Linked DNA regions of Mus musculus: region 1 is linked to region 2. The links are chromatin contacts, found by Hi-C in ENCODE. All regions are on one chromosome and are shown on one strand. Each heading gives the region's core, a stretch centred on a gene start or an enhancer-like site at or near the end of the contact. The rest is flanking DNA. Distances are from core to core; before and after follow the strand shown. Region 1 holds the start of Ptgs1 (prostaglandin-endoperoxide synthase 1). Region 2 has its middle 30 kb from the start of Apbb1ip.

Region 1 (2,777 bases), core at 80-2,579, about 13 Mb before region 2:
AATCTTGGTAAACTGCAGTGCTGGATCACAAATGGCTTCCTTTCCAAAAACCCAGACTGTCACCTTTCTAGCACAGGTGTCCCCAGCTCTTTTTCTCACTCAAACCCCATCCTCCAGGAAGCCTGCTGTGATTCTCAGGCCACTCTGTCCTCTGAGTTCCAAGGTCCTGTAGTATCCCTTTCCCCCACTGCCAACCTTTCTTGGCCCCATTTTACAGATGGGCATCCAAATTGTAAAGAGAGGAAGGAAAGGTGGAGGGCAGGGGAAGTATGGGGGGGGCGGGGAGTAAATTATTTTTCTTTCCTAGAACCTGGTTCTGCCCTGAGGGAGAGAAGCGGGACAGAATTGCAGAACTGGCTTCTTTGAACCACTGCAGGTATTGAGAGTGACTGGATTAGGCTGATCCTGAATTCAAACCCTGAGCCCACTATGCATTATGTGACTTGGGGCTGTTATCGCACCTACTGAACCTCAATTTCCTGGTCACTATGTGCCCACTTCCCCATTCCCAGGATAGCTGGTGTCCCCCACCCCCATCCCTGTATCTACCGTTGGGGAGATAGGTTGAGCGTTAAGATAGACTCCCCAAAAGTTAGAGGCCAAAGAAAAGGAACTCAGTGTCCAGCCCGCCTTCCCCTTGGCGTCTGCCGCTTCCTCCCCAAGGAGCCCCCACAGGAAACCGCCGAGTTCTGGGGGGGGGGGGGGGGGGGGGTACAGAGGCTGCTTGGAAAGTCGGACCACATATCAGGTGAGAAGTTAAAGAACCTGTCTCTGCTTCCCCTGCCGACTCGGGATCTCAGTGGGCTGTGTGCCAGAGAGATCCCAGGTAGGCCCTAGCCATTCTCCAGGGACCCCATTCCATAACCTCAACACCCTATTCCCCGGCACCGCGAGCAGAAAGGGGAATCAGGGAGTCCGCCTGGAAGGGAGATGGACCAAGCCCACGGCGCAGGACTTGGAATTTTCACGGGCATCCGGCGGGGGCACCTACCTGGTGAGGGCACCCCAGGATCTGCGAGCAGGACCGAGGGTGTCGGCGGCAGCAGCAGGAGCAGCAGCAGGGGAAACCAGAGCGAGAGACTCCTTCCTGCAGAAGGAAGAGAGAGTTGAGCCTAGCGTTCAAGGCTCCGCCTGCAGGCCACCGAATTCCGGGACGCGTGGGGGCACCACTGGGGTCGGACTCACGACTCATGACTCTGGGAGTGGATGGATGTGCAATGCCAACGGCTGGCTCCTCGGGTGCAACTCCAGCACTGCCCCAGCACTGGCAGGTCCCCTCCCACCCATCTCACGGCTCCACCCCCACTCCTCCCTCCAGTTGTCACCTCTGACAGGCTGACCGCCAACTTCCTCTGCTCCAGCCTTAGCCAAGACGTTTTATTAATTACTGCATGGTGACTGCTCAGACCGTAACTCACGATCCTTGAGGTGCAAGATCTTTTTACAGTGTCAGAAATGCATCCATTTGGGATATAGCAAACTGAGGCTCTCTGAGGATGGGCACGAAGGAGGACAAGGCTTGTAGGCAGAACAAATGGTGGAAGAGGCTGGTTTGAACCATAGCTTGCTTGAAGAAGGATGAGGAGCAAGGAGGTGAGAAGCCATGCAGTCCAGTCCAGCCTGCACACGAGGTCCTGCATGGAAAACACGCTACTGCCACTCCTGCCCGCCAACAGAAGAGCTTCCTTCTCCGTTGAGCAGGCAGAGGCCAGGTCAGACATGAGGAGCTGTAATTTACATTCCTAATACACAGCCTGCCAGTTGGCTCACCTTTAGTCCTTGCTGGTCCTCGGTGTATTTATTTATAAAATGGACATGCAAAACCACCCTAGGCAGTGAGGGATACCCAGGGGGCCCCCACCTACTCAGAGGAGAAGTGTAGGGGGGAAGTGGGGGAAGGATTGTGGGAGGGGGTGGCCAGGAGGGGGCAGTGAGTGGGATGTAAAGTGAATTAAGTAAAAAATTAAAAAACAAAATTTTTAAAAGATACATATAAAGTAGATATCAAAAAATATGTATGGCATAAGGCAATTTTGTTTACTGATAGTTAAAGGTGAGGGGAGTTGTTTTAAAAGAAAATTATAACATTTGTATATTTTAATCCTTACACAAAATAAAATTAATGAGACATTTAAAAAAAACACCATAGAAAAAAATATACAGATCCCATGTGGCAGTGGCTACTCTGTGGTCAGAGAACCTTTTTCAAAGTTGCCCTAACTTAGATTCCAGGGCTAGCCAAATGCCACCCTCCAGCTGAATGGCCACTTGCCAGCCTTATAGGACCTAAGCCTTTGGGTCATTGGCTCCTTTGTACAGTGGGGGAAACTGAGCCTAGAAGGAGCAGAGAATAGGAGCAAAGCCACAGTGTCCTCGTCCTTTTCCTTGCCAGCTCTCTCCCTCAGTTTTCCCAGCACGCCCTCTGCCCACGCCCGCACCCAGAGGCATGGCTTGGTGGAAGGGCCCATTCATCCTTGTGCTGGCTCTCGGGCATCTCTGGGCTCAGGAAAGGAACAGGTAGGAAAGGTGGGGCCTGATGGGGTGCCCCTTTTGCTTCCAAACCAGAGCTGTTCCCATGCTCTACAGGGACAAAAGCCAACTGCTCTAGGGAAACTGAGCAAGCCAGGACAGACCAGGGGAAGAACTGGGGCCCTGGTATACTGAGACCAGCTTCAGTTTCTCCACATCCCCAGATTTAAGACCCCTCTGGTAACCAGCCAGCTGGGCAAGGGGCTGTGGGTCAAGTGATTGTCAGCAAAATAATGAGATCTGGGAGG
Region 2 (3,020 bases), core at 83-2,582:
TGGTAGAGTATGTGGCTGGGGTTAGAAAAAGAAAGAAAGAAAGAAAGAAAGAAAGAAAGAAAGAAAGAAAGGAAGGAAGAAAGGAAGAAAGAAAGAGAAAGAAGAAAGAAAAGAGAAGAAGAGAATTTCCCTATTTTGATTTGTTGCATATAATTTGAGTGTCTTTTGCATACATGAAAGAAGAAAAGTGATTGAGTAAGCAAAAGTGAGTTGTACTTGAGTTATAAATGAAATTGAGTTGTAAATGAAATTATCAAGGGTTTCCTACTAAGTAGAAGGTGCCTGGGGCAATGCCAAACACGGACCTGTTTTGGTGGGTCTTGTGTGTGTGTGTGTGTGTGGGGGGGGGGGGCGCTCCCAGCTCAGCTCTCCACTCTTCTTCCCGAGGCCTCACGCCCTCTTGTCCTTTCTGACCTCGACCTCGACCTCTGATCAGATATGGCTGAATTTAAGCATATTAGCCAGGGGAGGAAAAGAAATTAACCAGGAATCCACCGCACAGCGCACAGCGCTGTGAGGCAAATGTAGCATACGCTGCTCCAGGCCGGGCCTTTTTTTGGCCCGGGTCTTTCTTGAATCGGGTTGCTTGGCGATGCAGCCCAAAGCGGGTGGTAAACTCCATCTAAGGCTAAATACGGGCCGGAGACCGATATTCAACAAGTACCGTAAGGGAAAGTTGAAAAGAACTTTGAAGAGAGAGTTCAAGAGGGCGTGAAACCTTTAAGAGGTAAACCGGTGGGGTCTGCGCAGTCCTTCCGGAGGATTCAACCTGGTGGCACGCCCGGCGAGCCGGTGGTCCCAGCGGATCTTTCCCACTCCCCGTTCCTCCCGGTCCCTCAACCCTCCCGCCGATCCCCCCACCCCGCATCCCGCAGCCGCTGTCCCCGCTTCCCCGCCTCACTCTCCCCACCCCCAGAGGGGGGAGGGTCTTGGGCGGGGCAGGGGATGGGGCCAGCAAGAAACCTGCGGTTGCCAGGCGCACTTCCCCGAGACCAGCTCTGGCTTTGGACACCTGGGGAAGGCCCGGGTGGAAGGTGGCTGGCGGGGCGCGGGTGGGGTGGGGTGGGGCCGCTTCAGCTGTGGCGCGGAACCACCCCGCCCCTCTCCGCCGCAGCAGCGTTCGCCTAATCCGGGGGCAGAGGAAGCCAGATACCCTAGAAACCCGTCGCCCCGCTTCGCCCCCCCCCCCCCACACTTCAACGGGGTGGGGGGCTGGGCCGCCCCTCCCACGGCAAGACCCCTCTCCCACACACCCCCCCGCCCCCATCGCCTCTCTCCCTCTCACGGGGAGGGGACCTGGTGGCGGGACGGACTGTCCCCAGTGCATACTTGACTGGACCTGACATGTTTTCCTTTTGTATCTGTGCAGGGTTCCCAGACTGCCCTTTGAGAATAAAATGGGAGGCCAGACCAAAGTCTTTTGGATAAAGCACTGGGAGTGACTACACACTAATCCATTTGTTTGGAACGACTGGCAGCCTTCCTTCCCAAGGCATGGGTCATCCCAGCTTGGGAAGACCTCCCTCCCTCCCTCCCTCCCTCCCTCCCTCCCTCCCTCCCGACCCATTTTCACTCTTCCACCATACACTCAATTAAATAAATAAATAAATAAATAAATAAATAAATAAATAAATAAATAAATGAAGTTTCCAGTTATTTATTTGTCTAAGCTACCTAAATTCTCCCTCAACACCTCCCCCTACTCCCCACCCCCACGCAGCCATCTCCTTGTGGGGGTAGGGACCAGCACATCTGTGTCTTTCTCTCTATGAACTACTTGTTTTCCTGTCCACATTGCTCCAGCACTATGTAGCCCTTTGGAAATGGTAATGGAGTTGATAACACACCCTATCAGAAAGGGAAGGCTCCACTCACTCACTCACTCACTCACTCACTCTCACCCAACCCCGCTCTGCTACCTCAAGGATTTCTAAGGCAGAATCTGGCTTTGTATTTCTAATTTTTTGTTTGTTATTGTTTTTGTTTTTGTTTTTTCGAGACAGGGGTTTTTGGGTTTTTTTGAGACAGGGTTTCTCTGTGTAGCTCTGGTTGTCCTGGAACTCACTCTGTAGACCAGTCTGGCCTCAAACTTAAACTCAGAAATCTGCCTGCCCCTGCCTCCCAAGTGCTGAGATTGAAGGTGTGTGACACCACTGCCCGGCTCTAATTTTTTAAAAAACATTATGTATGTATGTATGTATGTATGTATGTATGTATGTATGTATGTATGTATATGTCTTGCCTTGCCTTGCCTTGTGTAGCTCTGGTTGTCCTGGAACTCACTCTGTAGACCATAAAGAAGAAGGAGGAAGAGGAGGAGGAGGAGAAGAGAAAGAAGAAGAAGAAGAAGAAGAAGAAGAAGAAGAAGAAGAAGAAGAAGAAGAAGAAGAAGAAGAAGAAGAAGACCCTCTAACTCATGCAAGGGGAGTGTAGGAAGGACACTACCACCACCCCAACCAAATAGAACCATAAATACTAAAAACAGGAATCAGTTACAACTCGGCCTTAGGATCTCTATGTGGTCACATGGGTTTTGTTTTGTTTGTTTCTGCTTTTCTTTTTTCTGTTTGTTTGTTTTGTTTTGTTTTGTTTTCTTGTCTGTAAATCCACATACATAGTTCCCCACATATTTCCAAACAAATACTTGTTGTGATTCTCATTTCATTTCAAGGATACTCTCTCGATCAGAAGAGCTTTCTTACAATTCTCCGCATGGAAATTGGAGTTACATCCCTGTCATCTGGAGGATAACAAGTGTGTGTGTTAGGAGGCGGGCAAGGAAATGAATTCAGAGGGTGGGTGTTTCTTTCCTGTGTGACCTTGATTCAAAATTGAATCCAAACAAAAGAACACATTAAGAAGAAAATAAAGCAAATGCACAGGTTACCTTGGAGGCCTGCTTAGTGTTGCTCCCTAGTCTAGTTTTTAAAGATATATTTATTTATTTTATGTATATGAGTACTTTGTCACTCTCTTGGACATGTGTGATGGTTTGTATATTCTTGGGCCAGGGAGTGGCA

The links. Hi-C counts contacts between places; a loop is a spot of excess contacts on that map.
Region 1: a loop to region 2 is called in a map of T-helper 17 cell, with 294 times the contacts of the local background. The contact joins the promoter of Ptgs1 here to the enhancer-like site in region 2. A Hi-C loop is called at or near these places in 5 of 37 maps with a recorded cell type or tissue (T-helper 1 cell, T-helper 17 cell, T-helper 2 cell and 1 more).

What each region holds. Positions count from the first base shown.
Region 1 is chr2:36,228,978-36,231,754 of GRCm38, reverse strand. It overlaps Ptgs1 (prostaglandin-endoperoxide synthase 1), which reads right to left and starts at 1,329. Exons shown (of 11, transcript NM_008969.4): 1 at 1,186-1,329; 2 at 992-1,087. The coding sequence starts at 1,192.
Region 2 is chr2:22,742,548-22,745,567 of GRCm38, reverse strand. No RefSeq gene overlaps it. Among named protein-coding and RNA genes, the nearest start is that of Apbb1ip, 30 kb to the left of the region's middle. Within about 2 kb of position 1,332, at least 1 of the 3 ENCODE cell types and tissues checked has a DNase peak (open chromatin) inside an H3K27ac peak, as active enhancers do.